Regions from separate parts of the Homo sapiens genome. Here region 2 is linked to region 1. Evidence: read pairs that join two places in POLR2A ChIA-PET (ENCODE). Cell type or tissue: A673. All regions are shown on one strand. Each heading gives the region's core, and the rest is flanking DNA. Links, peaks and the distances in the headings are about the cores only. Region 1 has its middle 50 kb from the start of SMPDL3A. Region 2 has its middle 27 kb from the start of FABP7.

Region 1 (9,291 bases), core at 803-8,802:
AAGGAAAGAGGAATTTGTGTTAAAAATAAAGGAAGGAGGAATTTGTGTTAAAAATAATAAAGTATGTTTTCTTATTCTTCTGGGAAGAGAGATAACTTTCTGAGAAAATTTATTCTAGTTATGAAGCAGAGGCACCGAATCACACACTTCAAATCTTTGTCACTTTTAACAAAGCTGATTGATTATGTGAGTTTATGCCTGTCACCTTTCCTTTGGTAAAGGAAGCCTTAGCTTTGTCTTTAATGTCTGAAATGTTAACAAGAATATCTTTATGTATTATTTAATAAATTTTTTATTTGATAAGTAAAGTAGCATTGTCACTGTAAAAAAATTAGAAAATGCAGAAAACATGAAGGAGAAAAATCATTCCATTATTCTATTACATAAAGGGAACCTCTCTTATTATTAAGTGATTGATAGGCTGACAGGTTATTTGCTAAAAGGAAAGCATCCAACTATCCAAGTTAGTTCTGGCACTTTTCTTTTTTAGTACTTGTTGCAGCTGAAATGATCTAATCCAGGGGTGTTCAATCTTTTGGCTTCTCTGGGCCACCTTGGAAAAAGAAGAATTGTCTTGGGCCACACATCAAATACAGTAACACTAATGATAGCTGATAAGCTTAAAAAAATTGCAGAAGAGATCTCATAATGTTTTAACAAAGTTTATGAATTTGTGTTCAGCCACATTCAAAGCCATCCTGGGCTGCATGCAGCCCATGGGCCATGGGTTGGACAAGCTTGATCTAGTCCTTTGTGAAATTTTTATTTTTATTTTTGGCTATCTCTCCACAACAAATATATAAGCTCCATGAGGACAGGTGTTGTTTTCTATGTTGTTCACTGTCGTGTCCCCAATACTATTAAGAACAATGTCTGACACTAGAAGCCATTCAGTATTTGTTAAATATTGCATTAATGAACAAGCATGAGTTACCTTTCAAGAGTCCTTGCCCAGTTGAACCTATCCTGTCTAAGCAATTTTTTCTCTTGATACTTAAATTAGCATTACAGAAAGAATCTTTCCCTAAGCTTTACATAATGTTGCAAAATCAGAAGCTAAGACTGTTGAACACTATGGGTTTGCACGGTTAGGGCAGGTTCCTTTATGTTTGTTATTAAATGATTGTTCTATTACTGGACTTCTTGGGTTGTTCAAGCTACTTTTCTTTGGTTTTCACTGAACGGAATGGCATGGATGGATGGCCATGCCTTCCTTCAATTCCTTCTGGCCTCACTGGCCTTTTGAACCTGCCAAACTCTTGTGCAGGACCTTCGCATGAGCTGTTCCCGTGCCTAGAAATCTCTTCTATGCTCTTCAGGGGACAGTTCTTTCAACTCTGTACTTGGCTGTCAGTTTCCCAGAGCAGACCCCTGACATTGTAGAGGTGTCTGTGTACACACACTTATCACTGTCTGATATGATATCACAATTGCTTAACTATTCATACATATGACATTTGTATCTATTACCTCTGTTCCCCCATCTTGCACTAGAATGTTTTCATGAGAGCATGAAATGTTTTTTGTTTACTGCAGTATCCTATAGACAGACTAAAGTAGCCAAAGCTTTATCCAAGAAACCTTACATTTACATGATATGTGCTAAGTACTAGGAATTTTAAGATGACTATGAGACTATCCCGGAGCCTCTGCTATGAACAGGCATTGTGAGCATTGCCAAGGATACAACCTTGAAGGAAGTGAGGTGAGGCAGGGTGATGCAGATAGATAATTAGAAAAATACAAATCTATCTAGGTGGTGCAGATAGATAATTAGAAAAATACAAATCGTTAAATAATTACAGTTTTGATAAGTGCTGCAAAGGAAGTCCCAGGTACTAGAATATAGCTGGGATCTGGCTTGCATGACTTTGTTACAGTAGGTGGCTAGTCAGGCATGAATGGGGCAAGAGAGGGCTCCCCCATCACCCCATCAGAAAAGTCGGGTGACCATCAGGTGATGGTCAGACAGTTGTCACACTGCCTCTAAAATAATAATTGGTCGCAGCCAGTGCCAGGGAAAGGCAGTTTCCCTATAGACAGGAAAAAACTGAAACTGGTGATCAGCAGCTTCCTGATGAGATCTTAGGAGCTGGGCAAGTGGGCTCACACATGTGCACTAAGAGGCAAAACGGTGGAATTTAACTGGTATATGACCTTCCGCGCCCATTCCACGGCAAAAGGGAAGAATGCCTCAGGTGAGCATGCGTACAACTCCAGTAAACACACCGTGCATGCTCCCCTCCCAAGCACTAGCAGGCCACTGTGTATGTGGACAACCCACACCAAGAGAAGAATCAGGGGAGAAGGAACGCAAGACCCAGAATCACGCCAACATATAAAACCCCAAGTCGGGCCGGGTGCAGTGGCTCACGCCTGTAATCCAGGCACTTTGGCAGGCCGAGGCGGATGGATCACGAGGTTAGGAGTTCAAGACCTGCCTGGCCAACATGATGAAACCTTGTCTCTACTAAAAATACAAAAATTAGCCAGGCGTGGTGGCGGGCACCTGTAATCTCAGTTACTCAGGAGGCTGAGACAGATAATTGCTTGAACCCGGGAGGCGGAGGTTGCAGTGAGCCCAGATCGCACCACTGCACTCAAGCCTGGGTGACAGAGCAAGACTCTGTCACCAAAACAAAAACAAAAAACAAACAAAACAAAAACAAAAAAACAAAACCCAAGTCAAAAGGTCAAACCCTGCACTTGTCCTTCAAAGTCGCTTGCTTGGGCCTCTTCCAAATGTACTTTTTTTTTCTTTTGTTCCTGCTCCAAAGCTTTTTTTTTTCTTTCCTTTTCTTTCTTCCTTTCTTTCTTTTTTCTTTTTCTTTTCTTTTCTTTTCTTTTTTTTTTTAAGACAGGGTCTCACTTTGTCACCCAGGCTGGAGTGTAATAGCGTGATCTTGGCTCACTGCACCATCCACCTCCCAGGCTCAAGCAATCCTCCCACCTCAGCCTCCTAAGTAGTTTTTTAAAAAATTTTTTTGTAGAGATGAGGTTTCACTATGTTGCCCAGGCTGAGCTCAGATGATCCACCTGCCTCAGCCTCCCAAAGTGCTGAGATTACAGGCATAAGCCACTGAGCCGTGCCCCTGCTCTCAAATTTTTAAGTCAACTTTCACTCATGCTCTAAAACTTGCCTCAATCTGTTCTTCTGCATTATGCCCCTCAGTCGAATTTTTTCTTCTTTGAAGACAATAATTGAGGTGGCTGCAGACCCGTATGGACTCACTGCTTGTAACTCAGATACTCACCACTGCTAACAGTTTGATTCATTCCAGGTACCCTATCTAATATTGCTCAGAACATTAGACAGAAAGACAGAGGAGTTTACTTAGTGCTCTTCAGATGCACGGTGTGGATGCTTTCTTTCTCCATTTCTCTAGCAGCCCTGTACATTTCCAACCAGAGACACCCACACATACCTATAGAGTTAGGACAAAGACACAAGGCTCCTAGGTTGGTTTTTACTTTAAGTAAAATTCTGTGAAACAGGGATGTGAATTAAATATTCTGAAATAAGTCAAATATTTGGATTAAGAATTGCCCTAAAATAGAAATCACCAACCCCATACCAGAGATGGATTTAATTAAAGTCACTTAAATACCTGATCCTGATAAAATCATTATGATTTTCGCTGGTTGCGGGCTTCATATGCAATGGTAAAATGCAATTTGGGGAGTATTTATTTTGAGATGCCATGTTAAGTCAATGCCCAAACTAATCTCCACAAGCCCTTTGATGACACTTTAATTCAAGCCAACAAAATGGTGTGTGAATTTTATTAGGGGCAATACAATATACAAATAAATTAGTTTAAACTATAATTTTTCTCTGTCATACAAATACTTTATTGACCAGAGAGCAACTCTTTACTGCCATCCCCTGATCTGTTGTGGAAATACTGCTTCTACTGGAGAAAACTAAATTATTCTATGATAGTACTAAGAAAAGAAAATTTAGTCTTTTAATCCCATGGATAAAGTTAAATGGCTTCTTTTCTAGGATGCAATATTGCCTGGATTTCAAATTGCTGTACATTAGCTTCTCCCCAAAAGTAATAAGAAACTATAGCATTTAGTTGATGCTATCTTAGAGCCCCGGGATCTCTTAAGTGGTGCTAACTTTTCTTCTCTTTCCGGAAATATTACTCATTCTCATTAAAAAAATAGATGTGGGAATAACTAAATTGAGTCAAGCTCACTCACTGATATAGCTTTACTTCACACAAAAGGGCCTTTCTATTGAACCTGTGGGTATTTAACTGAATTCCAGTAGCTCAAATACAATTTTATGAGAAATTCGTTGCCCCTTTCTTCCAGCCTGAATATGAAATTAAAATAGGCAGGAGAAGTTGAGAGGGTGTCCTGTTTAAGCAGGGTGGTTAGACCATTTACATTCAAGTTTAATATTGATACATGAGGTTTCGATCCTATCACGATATTGTTAGCTGTTTGCTTTGTAGTTTCTGCTGTGTTTTTGCTTTCTGGGGTCTGGGGGCTTTGTACTTCAGTGTGATTTCTGTTTGTTTTAGAATCATGGAATGTTAGAACCAGAAGTAAATGAGAGTCAACAAATCAGGTGCTAGCCCTTTGTGATAGTTAATACTGAGTGTCAACTTGATTGGATTGGAGAATACAAAATATTGATTCCAGGTGTGTCTGTGAGGGTGTTGCCCAAGGAGATTGACATTTGAGTCAGTGAGCTGGGAAAGGCAGGCCCACCCTTAATCTGGGTGGGCACAATCTAATCAGCTGTCAGCATGGCTAGAATATAAGCAGACAGAAAAATGTGAAAAGAGACTAGCTTAGCCTTCCCAGCGTGTATCTTTCTCCCCTGCTGGATGCTTCCTGTCCCCGAACATTGGACTCCAAATTCTTCAGTTTTGGAACTCTGACTGGCTCTCCTTCCTCCTCAGCTTGCAGACAGCCCATTGTGGGACCTTGTGAACGTGTGAGTTAATATTTAATAAACTCCCCTTTTTATATATATATATATATATATATATATATATATATATATATATATTCCATTAGTTCTGTCCCTCTAGAGAAACTAATACGCCCTTGCTGAAACCAAGGTCCAGAGAGTGAAGTGATGTTCAAGGTCACATAGCAAAACAGAGGTTGATTCTGCTACCCCTGATATCCTCTTCCACATAGGCTCTTCATGGTCTGAGTTTGGAAAACTCATCTTGTCTGTGTGCACCTGGGTTGTGATAGCTTCCCCAGCTTTCATCAAACCCTTAATTCTGTTGTGCTGCCCCCTGGTGACAAGGATTATCTACTACAGCTACAGAATTTGGCCCAAGCATGCTCCTCCCTCTGTATTCATTCAGTTGACAAATATTTATTGAGATCTACACTATGCCAGTCACCTTCTAGACACTGGAGCTTCAGTAGTAAAAAAGCAACGCACTATCTCTGTCAAACACATTAAATAACACACAAGGCTATGGAGATGATATATCAGAGAAGGGACAGGCATAGTGGCTGGAGAATTGCAAGTTTAAATCATGTGTTCCTAGGTTGACCTCTCTGGAAATAAGACGTTTGAGACAAGATTTGAAGGAAGTGAGGGCATAAGCCGTGCTGGGGCCAGGGGAAGCATGGCCTGGGCAGCAGAAATGTGAAGATGCCAAGGATCAAGAGGGCATCTGCTGGTTCTGAGGAACGGTAAAGAGGCCATTGTGCTCTGAGCTGAGTGAGATGCAGAGAATAGAGACAAGCACAGTGCCATGCAAAGGCAGAGAAGGGAAGGACCAGTGGGGCCTGCAGGCTGGAGCAAGAGTTTGGTTTTTCTCTGGATATGGGGACTGTTGGTGCCGTGACTCGGATCGGGGGACCTCCCTTGGGAGATCAATCCCCTGTCCTCCTGTTCTTTGCTCCGTGAGAAAGATCCACCTACGACCTCAGGTCCTCAGACCGACCAGCCCAAGGAACATCTCACCAATTTTAAATCGGGTAAGTGGCCTCTTCTTACTCTTCTCCAACCTCTCTCACTGTCCCTCAACCACTTTCTCCTTTCCACTCTTCAATCTCTCCCTTCTCTTAATTTCAATTCCTTTCATTTTCTGGGAGAGACAAAGGAGACACGTTTTATCAGTGGACCCAAAACTCTGGCACTGGTCACGGACTGGGAAGGCAGCCTTCCCTTGGTGTTTAATCATTGCAGGGACGCCTCTGATTATACACCCACGTTTCAAGGGTGTCAGACCACGCAGGGACGCCTGCCTTGGTCCTTCACCCTTAGCAGCAAGTCCCGCTTTTCTGGGGAAGGGGCAAGTACCTCAACCCCTTCTCTCCTTGTCTCTACCCCTTCTCTGCTTTTCCAGGGACAGGGCAAGTACCCCAACCCCTTCTCTCCTTGTCTCTACCCCTTCTCTGTTTTTCTGGGAGAGGGGCAAGTACCCCTCAACCCCTTCTCCTTCACTCTTAGCGGCAAGTCCCGCTTTTCTAGAGGAGGGGCAAGTACCCCAACCTCATACCTCTGTGCCCCAATCCCTTATTTCTGCACCCCAACCTCTTATCTGTGTGCCCCAATCCCTTATTTCTGTGCCCCAACCCCTTATTTCTGCACCCCATCCCTTATTTCCGTGCCCCGACCTCTTATCTCTGCGCCCCAACCCATTTTCCCACTTTTCTGGAAGGTAAGAACCCCCGAACCCCTTCTCTCCATTTCTCTACTCTCTCTTTATGGGCAACCTTCTACCCTCCATTCCTCCTCCTACTCCCTTGGCCTGTGTTCTCAAAAACTTAAAACCTCTTTAACACCTGACCTAAAACCTAAATGCCTTATTTTCTTCTGCAATGCCGCTTGACCCCAATACAAACTTGACAGTAGTTCCAAATAGCCAGAAAATGGCACTTTGAATTTTTCCATCCTGCAATATCTAAATAATTCTTGTCTTAAAATAGGCAAACAGTCTGAGGTGCCTGACGTCCAGGCATTCTTTTACACATCAGTCCCTTCCTAGTCTCTGTGCCCAGTGCAACTCGTCCCAAATCTTCCTTCTTTCCCTCCCACCTGTCCCCTCAGTTCCAACCCCAAGCGTCACTGAGTCTTTCTAATCTTCCTTTTCTACAGACCCATCTGACCTCTCCCTTCCTCCCCAGGCTGCTCCTCGCCAGGCCGAGCTAGGTCCCAATTCTTCCTCAGCCTCCGCTCCTCCACCCTATAATCCTTTATCACCTCCCCTCCTCACACCTGGTCCGGCTTAGTTTCGTTCCGTGACTAGCCCTCCCCCTCCCGCCCAGCAATTTACTCTTAAAAAGGTGGCTGGAGCTAAAGGCATAGTCAAGGTTAATGCTCCTTTTTCTTTATCCCAAATCAGATAGCGTTTAGGCTCTTTTTCATCAAATATAAAAATCCAGCCCAGTTCATGGCTCGTTTGGCAGCAACCCTGAGACACTTTACAGCCCTAGACCCTAAAAGGTCAAAAGGCTGTCTTATTCTCAAAATACATTTTATTACCCAATCTGCTCCTGACATTAAAACTCCAAAAATTAAATTCCAGCCCTCAAACCCCACAACAGGATTTAATTAACCTCGCCTTCAAGGTGTACAATAATAGAAAAAAGTTGCAATTCCTTGCCTCCACTGTGAGACAAACCCCAGCCACATCTCCAGCGCACAAGAACTTCCAAATGCCTGAACGGCAGTGGCCAGGCGTTCCTCCAGAACCTCCTCCCACAGGAGCTTGCTACACATGCCGGAAATCTGGCCACTGGGCCAAGGAATGCCCGCAGCCCGGGATTCCTCCTAAGCCGCGTCCCATCTGTGTGGGACCCCACTGAAAATTGGACTGTTCAACTCACCTGGCAGCCACTCCCACAGCCCATGGAACTCTGGCCCAAGGCTCTTTGACTGACTCCTTCCCAGATCTTCTCGGCTTAGCAGCTGAAGACTGACACTGCCCGATCTCCTCGGAAGCCCCCTAGACCATCACGGACACCGAGCTTCGGGTAACTCTCACAGTGGAAGGTAAGCCCGTCCCCTTCTTAATCAATACGGAGGCTACCCACTGCACATTACCTTTTTTTCAAGGGCCTGTTTCCCTTGCCTCCATAACTGTTGTGGGTATTGATGGCCAGGCTTCTAAACCTCTTAAAACTCCCCAACTCTGGTGCCAACTTAGACAATACTCTTTTAAGCACTCCTTTTTAGTTATCCCCACCTGCCCAGTTCCCTTATTAGGCTGAGACACTTTAATTATCTGCTTCCCTGACTATTCCTGGACTACAGCTATATCTCATTGCCGCCCTTCTTCCCAATCCAAAGCCTCCTTTGCATCCTCCTCTTGTATCCCCCCAACCTTAACCCACAAGTATAAGATACCTCTACTCCCTCTTAGGCAACCGATCATGCACCCCTTACCATCTCATTAAAACCTAATCACCTTTACCCTACTCAACGCCAATATTCCATCCCGCAGCACACTTTAAAAAGATTAAAGCCTGTTATCACTCGCCTGCTACAGCATGGCCTTTTAAAGCCTATAAACTCTCCTTACAATTCCCCCATTTTACCTGTCCTAAAACCAGACAAGCCTTACAAGTTAGTTCAGGATCTGCACCTTATCAACCAAATTGTTTTGCCTATCCACCCGGTGGTGCCAAACCCATACACTCTCCTATCCTCAATACCTGCCTCTACAACCCATTATTCTGTTCTAGATCTCAAACATGCTTTCTTTACTATTCCTTTGCACCCTCAATCCCAGCCTCTCTTCGCTTTCACTTGGACTGACCCTGACACCCATTAAGCTCAGCAAATTACCTAGGCTGTACTGCCGCAAAGCTTCACAGACAGCCCCCATTACTTCAATCAAGCCCAAATTTCTTCCTCATCTGTTACCTATCTCGGCATAATTCTCATAAAAACACACGTGCTCTTCCTGCCAATCGTGTCCGACTGATCTCTCAAACCCCAGCACCTTCTACAAAACAACAACTTCTTTCCTTCCTAGGCATGGTTAGCACGGTCAGAATTCTTACACAAGAGCCAGGACCACACCCTGTAGCCTTTCTGTCCAAACAACTTGACCTTACTGTTTTAGCCTAGCCCTCACGTCTGCATGCAGCAGCTGCCGCTGCTTTAATACTTTTAGAGGCCCTCAAAATCACAAACTATGCTCAACTCACTCTCTACAGTTCTCATAACTTCCAAAATCTATTTTCTTCCTCATACCTGACGCATATACTTTCTGCTCCCCGGCTCCTTCAGCTGTAGTCACTCTTTAAGTCCCACAATTACCATTGTTCCTGGCCTGGACTTCAATCTGGCCTCCC
Region 2 (9,291 bases), core at 216-8,215, 87 kb before region 1:
CATATTTCCTCGAGACAAAACACCACACTCACACCACACGCACACCACAAAATGAAGAACGGGTAAAAAGGGCACACACACACTTTTACAGTTTACACCAAACCAGAATCAAAACCAAAATCAGAGTATCAAGAAATCCAAGCCAGGTCAAAACCAAAACCAAAGTATCAAGCAATTCAAGTCAAGTCAAAAACAAAAACCAAAGTGCCAGTACAGGCATGCTGTGGGTGATCAGGCCATGCTTCCACTCAAATGGAGTGGGCAAGTTCCAAAGACTAGTCTTACCAAGTTTCAGATGTCCGGACTCCAAGTGCCAGTTCCTTCCCGGTGTTCAGCCACTGTGTTGATCCTCCACGGGGGCCTGCCATGTGCTGCTCTGGCGAGGCATTCCACTGGGGCAATTGCCTACCCGGGAGCGCTCTCAGGATCCACGTCGCTCAAGCTGGCCAGAGTCCCCTGCAGGGATGCTCCACAGGGCAGGCCTAAGCCGCCTAAGGGGCTGCCTCCACTGTCCGTTAATCACCACGTTTCCTGGTCAGGGAACCAAGAAATGTAGCAGGACAAGCCGCAGACAAAACCCCTCAGACACTGAGTTAAAGAAGGAAGTGGTTTATTCCACCGGGAGCATCAGCAAGACTCCTGTCTCAAGAGCTGAGCTCCCTGAGTGAGCAATTCCTGTCCCTTTTAAGGGCTCACAACTCTAAGGGGGTCGCTTGAGAGGGTCGTGATTGATTGAGCAAGCAGGGGGTACATGACTGGGGGCTGCGTGCACCGGTAATTAGAACGGAACAGAATAGGACAGGGATTTTCACAGTGCTTTTCTATACAATGTCTGTAATCTATAGATAACATAACCAATTAGGTCAGGGGTTGATCTTTAACTACCAGGCCCAGGGTGTGGCACTGGGTTGTCTGCTTGTGGATTTCATTTCTGCCTTTTAGTTTTTACTTCTTTCTTTGGAGGCAAAAATTGGGTATAAGACAATATGAGGGGTGGTCTCCTCCCTTAAACCTGGTGGAATGCAACTGAAGGAGAAGGATTGGAGATCTGCACTTATCAAAACAGCAAATCAACAAAAAGGTAAACAGCTTATTTTTCTGAATTTTGAAAACATTTTATGATGCTGCCTACATTTATTAAAGAACACATGACCATAATGATAATAGTGAAAATTAAGTGATGATTAATAGTCTCTCTCTCTGTTTTTATGTGTGAATATTTCCATATTAGGAAAAAGAAGTGTCTTTGTTTCTTAAGGTCCGATGCTCCAAAATGGAATAACGTGACTTATAACCCTAAATATCTACTCTCATGACTGACACCACCCAAGATCCAGGGAATCACTTCATATATATCCTTTCCAGTATCCTATATCCTTGAAAGAGAAGGCAGCTGTATTTAAATGCCACAAATGTTTGTGGGCAGTTTCCTTGCCAGTCTGCAAAACAAATAATGCTTTGAGTGGAGGGAAGATTTGAGCAGGGGAATCATTTAGCTAAGATAAAAGACAAATTAACTTGTCAAATGATTTCTCACAGACAAGAAGAAGGCAGTAGATTCTTGTATTATAAAAGATCATTTCCCGTAATACCAAGCATACTGTTTCTTGCTTCATTTCATGTTGCAGTTTATGGTTCCAGTATTAACCACAAATCATGATGACATTCACAACAGTTGCACCTGGTGGCTGAGGGACATTTTATAGAATTAAGTTATTTATGTTACTTCTAGACATAACATGAATTGTGATACCAGCTCAACTAGCTGAAAATTGAACACGGGAATTATGAGTAGTTTGAATTGTATTAACATACACAATAAGATTTATGTAAATTTTTAAAAATTAAATAAAAACCTTAAATATTCAATTTTAAATTTTTATGTTTTATAATTTTAATAACTAATGTTGAATATTTCATGAGATAATTTTTTGAAAATGTAAAAAATAATTTTAATTTTTGAATTAGTTTACATTAATTTTAATTTGCTTTTTTGATGAAATAGTATTCAAGCTTTGCATGCACTGAATATGATTACATATTGTCTTTTCATCTTTTAGAATAATTGCTACCAGTAGATCTTAAAATAGGTGAAAATATTAATAATTATTATGAAATAATCATTTTGCTAAAATGAAAGCAAGAAAAACACATTTTATGTAATAAATAATAGATCAAAAATTAAACTTGTCTTTATTACTGATTTATACATTAATCATGCATCAACAGTACAACCAGACATGTGCAATAATAACTAAATTCATTTGTCTTTGATATCTTGCTAGTTTTCAGCCTTATGAAACCATAGTGTTTGTTACCCATGTCTTTGGATTTTTTCATTAGGAAAGTGTATTTGGCAAGGTAGGGAGATAAGACATATGTTTAATGGTATGTGAGCCTTATTTTTACCCTCCCCTGGGCCCCACTGCTGTTAAAGGAAGAACTAAACAAAGAAGACAAGAAACTTGGTCTAAACCGGAATGTTGTGTGATAATTTAAGGTGTTGATAAAAGCAGACTTTAGTCTCAGGCAAAGCCAGTGAAGAGAGAAAACTGAAGTCAGGAGTTAGCTGATGAGTGGAAGAATAAGGGAAAGTTGAGAGACTACGCTGAAAAGTTCGGATTTTGAAGCTTTGCCTGTTCTTTTGGACTGCTTGAGTTACTCTGACTTTTTCTGTGTTTTCATGCCAATTATGCTGTTATTTTCAGTCTTTATTAGCTGGTTTATATATCACCTCATAATTCCCAATAGATATCTTTAGTGGGTTCACATGTCTGTGTGAAAATTTAGGTATGCAATAAAATCATATGTATTATGAATAAATAAATATGTGTGCTTAAATTTTTTTCTTTGAGTTCTCTAGTCTAGAAGGTATCATAAAATTGTTGTCAATTAGTTCCACTTACTCTAAATTAATTCAGAATTTTTATTCTTAACCTCTGCATGCCTGTTTTCTCATCCATAAAGTGAGTACTATAGTGGTATTTACATCATAGGGTGGTTGTGAGAATTAAGTGTGTTAATATACGTAAACTACACAGAATATGTAAACTACATGCCTGGTCCCTACATAAATGTGTGCTTCTATTCTTACTGCCTCATCCTTCCTGTTGTCCCTATATTGCAGGTGATGGTGATGGGCTGTGAGGAAGCCAGGTACTGTGGGTGCATCTTGTCCTCAATTTTCACCATCTATGCATGCAGGCATCTATGCCGAGAAGTCTTCCTTTAAAGCTTCCACATAGTTACTACCACATCCTGTCTAAAAGACCCTTCTGGTTTCACTTTACACTTAGTTATTTTCACTTTTTTTGAGCACATAAGAAACATTCAGCTCGGAAATTCTGTGTCAGAGACATCTATTTAAATAATGCAAATGGCACATTCTATTATTATGCTCTGCTATGCTGCAGAACTCAACAAAGCTTTCCACCTTCCACTCCACCTGGGAACTGAGGTACAAACGCTTCAACCCTCATATCCTTCCAAATTTAAGAAGGATTTCTACCTTGTACACCTATTTCAGCACTCAGCCTGAGGAAGGGAAGCCGGCAAAGGAATCTGGGGCTCCTCAGGGCCTTGCTAGCTCCCAGGCTCTCTTGCTTCCTCCCCATCTCCCTCCTTGCTTTCCTCTCATCCCTCTGCCCCAACCCAGGTCATCTTTATTTCCTACAGATCTTATAAAACCTGAGCTGGAGGACTGGCTCTTATGTCAGCAGACATTCTCTCAGGCCCATTGTTTATATCCCTGGGTCCCCAAACCCAAATGCTTTGACTTCTGTAACTGAAAAACCACCACCCACCCCAGCTTTCCACCCCTAACCCCACCACCATCTCCCAATTTTCTTTGTTAGCAAACCTCCCCTAGCAACTTTTCTAATGTACTAATTTGATTGAGGAAAAGGCAAAGGAGCAAATATAAAAAAATCAATGATTTATATTTCAAAATGTTATTTTGTTCTAGTAACTCTGTGTTCTGAGGAAGAAAATTGACTTCTCATTTAGATGTGTTCATCCTTGCCTGCAATCTTTAAAAGGGTGAGAATTAGTTTTCTGTACAGAATCTATTTCACAAAAATAGTAAGTCCCTCAATCATGCATGCATGCACTCTGTGGTTCTATGGGTAATATTTCCTAACCCCTCTGCAGGGTTAAACCTAAATAGTGGGTTACATCTGCAATCTCTTTGGCTAGAATTGTCAACATTTTATATATAGGGGATTTCTTTCCTCTAAATGTTGGCCTAAGCCATTCCCACCCCCAACCTTACCCTCCTGGAGATATTGGCATGATGCTGGCTGAATTTCTCCTTTATGAATAAGCTCTGAGGAAACTTCTTGCATAAGGGGTGAAGAGTTGGTTTTTCTATAGATAGAATCTCTTGGACCTTTGTCTAAGCTAGTACACTTCTGAAAGTGAAAGGGGACACTTAATAATTATGCCAGGACACCATGGGTGAATTTGGATAGTCTCCAGCGAAGTAAGCCTTGTGGCTCTATTTAGAGTTTACAGACAGTGTAGTCTGTTTCCCAACCCAAAATTTTAGCCATCTCTACCCCCTCTACATTGTTATTGCCTAGTCTTTTGCCATCACCTGCTTAGTTCAAGAAAGTTATTAGTCAAGCTGAGGCTTGCATAGGGTTAGTGGTCTCTCTCTGGTTTGTTGAGTCCACTAACTAAGCCTGTGTTGTTTCCATTGTTTTTTGCTGTGGTTTCTTTAAGAGTCCCAGCTAAAGACAAAATGCCATTTTCATAAAGGCAAAGCAAAAGAAAGATGCTTACTCTAGACAAAATGCTTAGCAGCTCTCTGAAAAAAATTCTGTCTGCGAGACTAACCGTTTCTCTCTGGCTTTATAATGAAATTCCAATTCCTCTTCAAAAACAAGATCTGTCTCCCAGCAGGTGCCCAGGCCACTGCTTTCTGGCAGCCCTGCAGGGTAACTTGGGCTATCTGTATTGCTGTGCCTTTGTAGATATCTGTTTCGGAAATTCAGAACTTCAAGAATGGGCTCTAAAGATAATTTTCACCCCTCCCTAAGTGTTCTCCACTGATTTAGCAAATTGAATCTTGGCAATTTACAAGGCTCTGCTGCCTCTTGTTTCTTTCTTTACATAGACTTCTGTGCATCTACTCAGAAAATTGAAAGCATTCAGTAATTCGCTCACACTCAGTCTCATCACTGTCTACTGGTTTATCTAGAACCGTATTGACCTTGGAGTCTGCCTCCTCCCCAAGTTCTCGCCCATCTGTCACCTCAAGATGACTTGCTGTGGTGCACATATTTGTCATGGATGAGCTCCTACACACAGTGGGTACTGTCACCGATAGAGGGTCATGACTGCAGGTTGTCCAGGTTCTTGGCATTTTGAACAAAGAATTGGATAAAACGCCCAGCAAAACGAAGGAATGAAGCAACAAAAGAACGAAAGCAGGGATTTATTGAAAATGAAAGTACACTCCACAGTGTGGAAGTGGACTCGAGCAGCAGCTTAAGGGCCTGGATACAGAATCTTCTTGGGTCCAAATCCCGCCCCCCCCCCGCCCACAGAAGTTTTCCATTGGCCACTTCATGCTCACCTCATGTAACTGAAGTGGTAGCTGGCAATCAGTCTGATTGGTTGCAGACAGCTACCATTCAGAGGCTGGAGTGAAGTTACAAAGTTGCAAACAAAGACCAGACGGGCACTCAGGATAATTTGTTGCCAGTCTTCCATCTGCCACGCAGAAAAGGTCAAAGGGAGAAGCCTCTGGTCCTTTTATTACTTAGGCATGGAAAGTTAGGGTTTTCCTTTCAATTTAGTTATAGGAAGTCAGCATGAAACAGCCTTAGGTTCCCTGCCTTCAGACCCTATTCTCCTGCCTCAGGTACCATTATCAGCTCACAACACTTAGCTGTATAAGAAATATAATTTTATTTTTCTAAATTTAAACTTAGTTTTAAATAGGAGTTCCACAAAGTGGTTTCTGCCTAATCTTTTTCAATCCTAGATAAGCTCAGTTCACTTAAGGATGGTCTTCAGTTGATGAATGTGTTATATTTCATAGAGAAAATTAAACAAATATTTCCTCATCTTCTTCCACCAAACCACCAGCTTCCTGCTTCAGTGTCCACGTGCTCTGCCTTCCTCCTCCCTATTTCAATGGAAGAAATGTCTCCATGCCTGAGGCAAGTCCTCCACTGTGCTGCAGCTCTCAGACGCTTCCAACTTCTGGACGACTTTTCTGAAATGATCCACCTTTTCTTCATTTGCCCCAAGACCTTCAAGATCTCAACTTTTGTCAAAGGTTCAGGCTTCTTAAACTGAAAAACATTCGCTTTAAAACTCCTTCCTCCCATGCTCCCCATCCCCCCACCCCCCACCCACTTTTCAGTGGTAACAATGGGTGTTTTGTCCAATTCATTCAGATCATTGTTTCCTTCTGTCTCTGTGTAGCCTCCTTTGAAGTACATGTGCTAAGACTATCCTCTTTTCCGTCCCCACTTGTTAGCCTAAGAACTTCCCCTCATACCTCTTGATTTCATGAAAATTGAATTACCTGGCTCACCACCTATCTCTTAAACTCAGCATCATTTTCATAGCCCTCGCACCCACACAGAAGATCTATCCAACTCCCAGGACTTGCAGTTCCCTGGTGTCCCTTTCAATTACAATGTTCTCCACCTAAACTCACCAACCTTTCTACTGGTTATTTCCCAGGTATTGACATCACCACTAACTGTACCACTCCCAGATTCTCATTCTCTAACAATCACTTTTTTTTTTTTCCAGTTCACTACTTCCAATAGTGCTACTCCAAAAGGCTTTAACACCAGGGATTTCTAATCAATTTACTCTACCATTTCTTCCCTGTGTCCTCTCTCTCTCACTTACTCACCTTGCCAATACTTGGCTTATATGCCATGATCTATTGCTGTACTTCCTTGCATATATCATAAAGTCACTTGACCCTTTCTCTCTCCATTGTCCTCACCAAGTGAAACTCAACCCTAGCAAAATTCATCTCTCTTCCTACTCTGGGCTGCATTTGAACACTAAAAAACATGTACTTCTTTTTATTATTAATTTACATTTACGTTACATCTCATTATAATATAGTATGAACTATTATATTATAAAATATATTATAAAGTGTGAATTTTTACTTATAACCTTGATTCTTAAGTGAGAATTCAACATTTTCTACTCCTCCCAATATGTTTTGTATTTTTTTTTTTTTTTTTGAGACGGAGTCTCGCTCTGTAGCCCAGGCTGGAGTGGTGCAATCTCGGCTCACTGCAAGCTCTGCCTCCCGGGTTCACGCCATTCTCCTGCCTCAGCCTCCCGAGTAGCTGGGACTACAGGCGCCTGCCACCACGCCCGGCTAATTTTTTTTTTTAATTTTTAGTAGATATGGAGTTTCACCGTGTTATCCAGGATGGCCTTGATCTCCTGACCTTGTGATCTGCCCGCCTCAGCCTCCCAAAGTGCTGGGATTACAAGCATGAGCCACCGCGCGTGGCCTCCTCCCAGTATGTTTCTTGAATGAATACCTTCCCAATTTCTATGAGGTGCTGGGTCTGACCAGCAGACCCCAGCCAAACGACAGATGAAAAAATTCACACAGACACAGGTATCCATTGAAAGAGTGGGTTAGGGGACCAGGCCACTTAAAGACATCAAGGAGGATGCTGTAAAGAGTCACAGCGGCTGCAGTCCCAACAAGCCAGTGCTGCGGGCGTTTATACAGTACAGATTTAATGACAAAGGCTTTGAGTCAACACACTTGTGGGTAATTAACATGGCCGCCCCTCCTCCGGGGATAGAGCAGTTCTGCGCTCCCCCCTTTCCCCTCCTCTCCCCAACGGGAGAGAGCAGATGATTACAGGCCAGGTTCCTGGAGACATGAGTAAACAAGCTATTCAGATAAACTCCCCTGCATTCTTTTGTACCTACTTCTCGCCCTTTGCCCTGGGGTAAGAACCACCGCCTTTGGCTCATTCTTCCCCCAAGCTTTGCAAAACCTCCTGGCCTTCCAAGAAGGTTTGCATCTTTCTATAATTTTTATAATTTTTCCCACCACCCTGATTGAACTCCTACAGTGAGGTAACTATTTCATATTTTCCTTAACTGCTGAAATACCTTCCCCTCTTCATTCTATTAATGAAGTTGCTTCTAATTTCAATGAGAAAATAGACCCAATTAAAAAGGACTTCCTGTCGGCACCACCATGCTCACCAACATATATGCATCTGTAGCAATATAATCTGCATTCTACTCTCATCTAACCTCAAACTTCTACTTATATCCCATGTCCTCTGTTCTCTTGCTCACTGAAATGCTTTGTTCCTTCAATCCTCTCTATCTAACTACTGCCCCAATTTCTGAGTCCTTCTTTATGAAAAATTCTTTAAAGGACTTGTCGATAATACATCCCGTTTGTCTCTTCTTAGTTTCTCTTAAAGCCACTCTCCTCCAGTCTATGGAAATCACTCATCAAAGTCATCAATGACTACTACATTACCCAGTCTGAAGATCAACTCTATCTTTGTCTTTCCCAACTTCTCATCAGCACTTGACAGGTGACCACTCACTCCTTAGAGCGCTTCTTCCTTTGGCTTCTGATATATGACACTATCCTTGTTTTCCTCTCATTTCACTGGCCTCTCTTTCTCAGTTTCCTTGTCTGGATCCTTCTATTCTTCCTGTTTTATGAAAGCTGGAGAGTTCCTAAGGCTCAGGCTTTGAATCACTTCTTTGCACTGTCCACATTCACTCATGGGAAACTAAGGGTTAAGTGATCTATTAATAATTTGGTCCCATGGCTTTAAAGATCAATCATATCTTCTGGTTTCTCCTAAGTGTATATCTTAACCATAAACCTCTCTTATGAACTCCAGACTGCTATATTCAAAAGTCTACCGTCTGATATCTGCCTTGAGTGTATAATAGACATCTCAAACTTATTTCCAAGAGAGAGATACTGATTTACCCCTTCCAATCCAATTTTTTCTCTTGGTCTCCACAGTATGCTAAGTGGAATTACAATTCAATCAGTTCTCCAGCCAAAAGTCTTGTACTCTTTCTTGACACCTCACTTTTTATATGTGGGACAGCATCAGATGCACTGGGGCTGAGTAGGAATCACCGAGAAGATGACTGAAGACTAAATATCGTGATACTACTATAAAGACCATAAATTCCTTTCTGGCCCTAGGCCCCTGTCCCTGTCATGTCATGCCCTGTCCTCAGATATTAGATGCAATGTCGTAGAAGAGGAGGAGGGAGTCCTTGAATTGATTTAGCAAAACA

Evidence for each region. Peaks named below come from ENCODE experiments on the same cell type or tissue, not always from the same donor. Only the 100,000 strongest peaks of a DNase experiment are listed, where the experiment ranks them.
Region 2: POLR2A ChIA-PET joins it to region 1 with 15 read pairs; 4 of 35 experiments call an interaction of 5 or more read pairs at or near these places.

Annotation. Positions count from the first base shown.
Region 1 is chr6:122,834,394-122,843,684 of GRCh38, forward strand. No RefSeq gene overlaps it. Among named protein-coding and RNA genes, the nearest start is that of SMPDL3A, 50 kb to the left of the region's middle. In A673, for the core only: CTCF peaks have their summits at 3,910 and 5,272 (motif pointing left); DNase peaks (open chromatin) are centred at 4,058, 4,838 and 5,258; H3K4me3 peaks cover 371 bases; H3K27ac peaks cover 2,192 bases.
Region 2 is chr6:122,748,254-122,757,544 of GRCh38, forward strand. It overlaps a transcript of FABP7 not described here. Among named protein-coding and RNA genes, the nearest start is that of FABP7, 27 kb to the right of the region's middle. RefSeq lists an enhancer at 7,455-8,034. In A673, for the core only: no CTCF peak of the experiment used is centred there; no DNase peak of the experiment used is centred there; H3K27ac peaks cover 924 bases.